Linked DNA regions of Homo sapiens: region 2 is linked to region 1. Evidence: chromatin contacts called from ENCODE Hi-C data. All regions are on one chromosome and are shown on one strand. Each heading gives the region's core, a stretch centred on a gene start or an enhancer-like site at or near the end of the contact. The rest is flanking DNA. Distances are from core to core; before and after follow the strand shown.

The links. Hi-C counts contacts between places; a loop is a spot of excess contacts on that map. Pooled maps may share reads with other maps.
Region 2: a loop to region 1 is called in a pooled map, with 2.0 times the contacts of the local background. The contact joins two enhancer-like sites. A Hi-C loop is called at or near these places in 2 of 168 maps with a recorded cell type or tissue (Right ventricle myocardium inferior and psoas muscle) and 1 of 50 pooled maps.

The regions. Positions count from the first base shown.
Region 1 is chr3:25,510,963-25,514,115 of GRCh38, forward strand. All of the region lies in intron 3 of RARB (retinoic acid receptor beta), which reads left to right. Among named protein-coding and RNA genes, the nearest start is that of RARB, 84 kb to the left of the region's middle. Within about 2 kb of position 1,514, at least 2 of the 41 ENCODE cell types and tissues checked have a DNase peak (open chromatin) inside an H3K27ac peak, as active enhancers do.
Region 2 is chr3:25,556,297-25,559,449 of GRCh38, forward strand. All of the region lies in intron 3 of RARB (retinoic acid receptor beta), which reads left to right. Among named protein-coding and RNA genes, the nearest start is that of TOP2B, 110 kb to the right of the region's middle. Within about 2 kb of position 1,584, at least 6 of the 41 ENCODE cell types and tissues checked have a DNase peak (open chromatin) inside an H3K27ac peak, as active enhancers do.

The DNA of each region.
Region 1 (3,153 bases), core at 264-2,763:
GCCAGGCAGTAAATATTTTAGCATCTGCAGTCCATTTGGTGTTTTTTTGCAACTACTCAACTCTACTATTGCAGCTTCAGAGCTTCACAATTGAGCATGGCTTTGTTCCAATAAAACTTTACAAACACAGTCACTTGACCTGAAAACCCTGTTTATTTTTTGTTTTTTGTTTTGGTTTGTTTTTTTTTGAGATGGCGTCTTGCTCTGTTGCCCAGGCTGGAGTGCAGTGGCACGATCTCGGCTCACTGCAAGCTCCGCCTCCTGGGTTCACGCCATTCTCCTGCCTCAGCCTCCCAAGTAGCTGGGACTACAGGCGCCCGCCACCACGCTCGGCTAATTTTTTGTATTTTTAGTAGGGACAGGTTTCACCGTGTTAGCCAGGATGGTCTCAATCTCCTGACCTCGTGATCTGCCCACCTCAGCCTCCCAAAGTGCTGGGATTACAAGTGTGAGCCACAGTGCCCAGCCAACCCTGTTTATTTTTTACCCTACCTTTCTATTTATGGCAAATGACACCCCTTTCCCCTTTATAGTAGTAATACAAACATTTCCTCTAAATTTTATTTAAGAAAAAAAATCAATTGAGACAGAAATCGTTAAGTGTGTAGCAGCCTGTGAATATGTGCAAAATTGTGAAGGCAGTACTTCAAAGGACTGAAGTTTGAGAAACACTGGTTTTATATGTTCTTGTATCTTAGGAATAGAAGCAGAGTCTGCAGCTGTGGCCTGAGCCCTCTCAGAGTCTCTGTAGTGCCTCAGTTGCTGGTCAGATCCCACTGACATGCCCCTGCCTTACTGCCTGCCGCTAACCCTTCCTCACATGCTGAACTCTGTGCACAACTTGAGGATGGGAAGGAGGGTCTTGCTTTTTTGCATCCTCAAGGTTTAGACCTTTCCTGATAAAACAAGGGGTCAATGAATGGGTGGATCTGTCACAGTGGATTTTAAGCATCCGGGGGAACTGATGGAGGGATGCAGTATGCTGCTTAAAGCCTGGACTTAAGGGGGAGTCAGATTCATACCCCAGCCCACCACTTACTTAGCTCTGTGTGATCTTGGGCAGGTCACTTAACATCTGTGTACACCAAGTTGCTTGTCTGTAACATGAAGAGAGTAATAGTACCTACTTCATGTGGCTATTGTGAGAAGGAAATGAATTAATACATGGCAGGGGCTAAAAACAGTACTTAGCTAAGCGTTAGCTCCTGTTACTGTTCCGGTATCTGTTATGATACTGAGCCATCCTGGTCTCTAAAGATTGGTGTATTCATTCATCAGCGGTCCTTAGTGATTGTACAGGACAGCTAATGCTCCTTCCGACCCAGTGGTCCCTTTACTCAAAACAAGAAGTACATGTCCTTGGGACTCAAATCTACCCCCACAAAGCAAGGTGATGGGTAGATGGGGCCAGAAGCAGTTTCAGCTCTGAGCCAGGTGATCTGATGTTGGAATTCATGGCACTTCATCGCTTACACAATCAACTCCAAATGTCCAAATGTGTTAGCATGGGCAGAGAGCCCTGCACAGCTGCCCCAGCCTGTCCAACACTGATCTCTTGTCATGTGCCCCCAAATGTGCCACACACTAGCCATCACTGACCACTCGGTGTCCTCTCATGTGACACAGCATCCTTAGGCGGTGCCTGCTGTTCTCTCTGCCTGCAATGCCTTTCCCTCCCTACTCCTCCTTGAAGCCACCTTCTTCCTAAATGAGCAGGCATGCGCACATACACGCGACACACTTTTCTAACAGCAAGGAGTGTGTGTGGGTCACTCTTGCCTCTCCATGCTATGAAGTGTTAGTGGCACCTCTATTGAGATGACTTTCAGAGTCAAACTGTTTTTTGGGTGGTCCAGGAGCTTTTGGTGTCTGTGTGTGTGTATAGGTGTTGAGAGAGGGAAAACTCATCGCACAGAAGGTCCCTCACTGGCTGGGGGTGCTTCAAGAACAAGTATGGAGTTTGGTTTTTATTTATATCTTTAATTGTGAGCCTAGTGCCTTGTACTTAATAGATATTTCTGGAATGAATTGAAAGCAAAGGGTACGGCTGGGTGCGATGGCTCATGCCTGTAATCCCAGCACTTTGGGAGGTGGATCACGAGGTCAGGAGATTGAGACCATCCCAGCTAACACGGTAAAACCCTGTCTTTACTAAAAAAAAAAAAAAAAAAAAAAGTAGCCAGATGTGGTGGCATGCACCTGTAATCCCAGCTACTCAGGAGGCTAAGGCAGGAGAATCGCTTGGACCTGGGAGGCGGAGGTTGCAGTGAGCTGAGATCGCGCCACCGCACTCCAGCCTGGACAACAGACGGAGACTCCATCTCAAAGAAGAAAGAAAGAGACAGAGAGGGAGAGAGAAAGAAGGAAAGAAAGGAAAGAAATGAAGAAAAGAAAGAAAAGGGTACCTAAGGACTGGGGATTCTGAATCAGGAACTTCTGTCTGATCTTCCAAGAGTTAAGAGATTTGAACACGTGAACTTAAAGTGAAATACAAGCCCAAGAAAACATTAGGTCTTATTGATATCATGAGCCCATTTTTACCTTTCCCATTCTGCCTCCTCTCCCACTTTGCACCATATGAGTGATAGCATGTTACCCCTTTCATGACATGACATCCCAATGCTGTTTTTTCCATGGTGGATGTAAACAGATTAAGCTTGTAAATAGGTCCTAACAGAGATTTACTTTCTCTCAAAACTACACACACACACACACACACACACATTTCATCAAATCGATCATTTCTTAAGGTGCACTATTATTTTGTATACCACTAAAAGGGAAAACGGTGCCTATTAAACCAAGACACACTCAGATTGTAAGACAGGTGGCAATTTCAGAAAGGGGGAGAGGAAGGGAGAGAGGGAGAAACCAGATATCTGGTTTCAACCCTGTAAGAAAAAAGGAAGTGCCTTACATTCTAAACTGGAAATATTGTATGTTTTCATCTTGAGCTATTTTTTATTCTGCTTTAAATAGACATTGATAAAACCTTAGTGCCCAAAGACAATCCCCAGCAAAGAGAGTTGGCTGAATAAATATGCAAGTGCTTCTAAAATAGCTGGCAGAGAGCCCTTTGTTTGGAAACAAATGTCTCCCTAAAAATAGCAACCTGAAATTCTCCTGCAGTCCCTGTGTTCTGGAGCAATGAAC
Region 2 (3,153 bases), core at 334-2,833, 45 kb after region 1:
TAAGTTGGCTACAATTCTAGCCAACACTTCATATGCTGAGACTGACCTGGGAGCTTTGGCTTATTTCTGCTGTTTCATTTTTTAAGATTTTCTTTTAGTAACACATGTGGACTGAGAGTGACCCCTCAATGGCATTCAGGACAACCAAGGCCAAGTAGAAAAATTTTCTAGTTATAGTCCTCATTACATTCTTGTTACCAACACTAATCTTTTGAAAAAGCAAAAAGTTTTAAGAATTATTGTATGAGCCATATATAGCTTTGGAATTAGATAGAAATGGGTTCAAATTCTGGTCCTATAAATTACTGGCTTAAATGTGACCTTTAAAGTCTCTTGGCCAAAGTTTCCTCATGTGCAACTTGGGAAGTAAATCATGCCATTGACCACATGGGGCTGCTGTAAGAATTAAATGAGAATGTATGTCATGCACTTAGCACAGCCAGCACCCCGAAGGGCTGGGGTTGATGACAGCAGTGATGTTGCCTGTTCATGGCAAACTGTCCTTACAGCTGAGGGAGATGCAAGAGAAGTCTGGGTCACACACCACAGCCCTAATTTGAGAAACTGGTCTGTGACAGTTGGCAATTATGAGTTTGAATTTCCATAATGGATTGGAATTTCTCTCATCTTTGCATTTCAAAGCCAAGGGCAAGGAATAGTTATTATTTTCTCATAGTAATTCTTGTAAACAATTCCTGATGTGCAAGGTAGGTCAACAAATTACATGGAACCATTCTTGCATAAGGCAGTTTCTCACAATGACGTGCTGTTTGGGTGTCTTTAGAGTAAACTTGAAAGAAGTTCTCCTTCTTTGTGTTTTGCTTCCACATGGCATTGCATTCACACACACACACACACACACACACACACACACACAATTGCCATGAAAGTAGAGACTTCTGCTTTGAGTTCCTCTATAGGTTATGTCTACATCAGCATCTGTTGCACAGTAGTAGCTCAATAACTATTAGTGGAATGAATAACTGAGTCTATTTCACATTAAGTCAATTTCTAGAAGTCAAGAGCTAGAAGAAACAAAACCCGGAGGGACTAAGGAATTCCTCTTCATTTTCCATGGATACCATTCCAATCATAAATGGGCTTTTCCCAAGGCTCTCTCCGCAGCCTATCACTTCTCTGGAGCCTGAAACCCAGATAGCCAATTACATAAAGCACACACTGGATAACTCCACTTGGGTGGCACATGGGCACTTGGAATTCTAAGTGGAGAAGGAGGAGGCCCTTTTTCCTCCTCCTTTGTTCCCTCACCATCATTGTGCAAGCTGGAAACCCTTGACCCTTCCTGCTGCCTGGCACCTTGCATCTGCTATCCTGGCACTTCCCTACAGTCCCTCCCTGGTTTAGACATCCCTCTTCTCTCACTCGGAACTTCTAGCAACTACTTCAGTGGTCCCTATACCCCTAATCATTTCTTCACCATGAACAGTGACTCGTCTAAACAGCAACCCCTAATAAACTTAAAAGCCAAGTCTCCTTGGCCAAGTTCACACAATCACATGAGCTGTGGTCCAGCCACAGCCCAGAACTGCAAGCCTCACCCTATTCCCTGCAGAGCTCCAAAGCTGCCCTGTTGCTTCTCTCTAGGTCTGCAAACTGGCTCTCTTTTCTGCCTGGAAAGCACTCGGTTCTCCCAGCCTTTGGTTAGCTCAAGTCTCCTGCTTTGGATATTTACATAGAATTTAAGTGAATGCATATTTCAAGATCTCATTCCATATTGACCCTCCAGTGAGCCTCTCTCTGCAAATGAGCAATTTTGGATTCTCCGGGAAGTTCAAACAGCCTTTTTGTGTTTGTAAACATGGGTAGTTTCACTGACTTCTCCTACAGGTTGGATTACACAAAAAACATGTTTTCAAGCGCTTGGCCTCAAGTTTATTTTCTAGGCTGATTTTTGAAGGACTTTATCTGGCCTCCTCTTAACCTTCCCCACCCCCAAGTCTGGCTTCCATCCTTATTGCTCTGCTACAAATGTTCTCTCGAAAGTCACAACTTTCTCCATTGCCAAAACCAATGAACTTTGCTCCTTCTTCATTCTTTCTGACTGGCGGCTACTTGAACACTTGGCCAGGCTGCTGCTGCTTCAAATTCTTTTCTCCATTGGTTTCTGCGGTTTTTTATTCCAATTTCTCCCACAGTTCATCTGCTTTCATCCCCGTATCCTTTTCCCTTTCCCATCAACTACTAGCAATTCCCAAGGATTAGTTCCTGGCCCTTTTTTTTTTTTTTTTTTTATCTTTCCTCTCTCTCACCTTAGATTGTTCATCCTCGCTTACGACTTCAACAGTCATCTCTAAGGTTTGACTCCTAAATAATCTAACTTTGGAGGTGCTCTCTTGCCAAATCCACAATGCCATTGCTCTGACAGCCTCTGGATTCCTAATTCATGCCCCCTCAAACCAAATTCATCATATTCCTGCCAGAAACTGGCTTCCCTACTCCCCACCAGCTACCCTACATTTCTTCTCTGTTTTGATACCATCAGTAGCCCAATACGGGGTTAAAACCTTATTGTTACCTCTAAGTCGTCTTCTTCATCCCCATTTTCATTCTGTTGCCAAGTCTAGCATATTTTTCCTTGCGGTGATTCACTATATCTCCCCACTTCTCTTTGTCCTCATTATTTCTCCCCATCAATCCCTGTCTCCACATTTTTCTTCAGTGACACCAGCCACTCCACTCCCCTTCAAACATGATGTAGTCATTCTTGGAAGTATTTTCTCATATCTCCCCCATCCAGAATGTTTTTTCCTCCCCTTTTGGCCTCCTGAATGAGACCCCATCCTTTAAAGGCCACCGCAAACCTAAATTCCATCATGTAGCCACGTTTTTCCAACCCTCAGGCCTTTGCGCACATTGGTCCCTTCATCCAGAATGTCTCCTAGCCTCTCTAAGCCCCATTCATTTAAGAAATATATGTTGAACATTCCTTATGGAGAAGATACTGGACTGTGCACTGAGGATTTCTGAGTGAATAAGACCTAGCATATTCTTATAAGGGTATTCAGCTCAAGATTCCTCTCTTCTGAGATGTTTTTTCCCTATGGCCCCACAGGCTAAACTATCAGCTTCCTCATCTGTGAGTCTCAGTACCATCTTACAACCTGTCCCTTAGGTTTTGAATTCATATTGCTT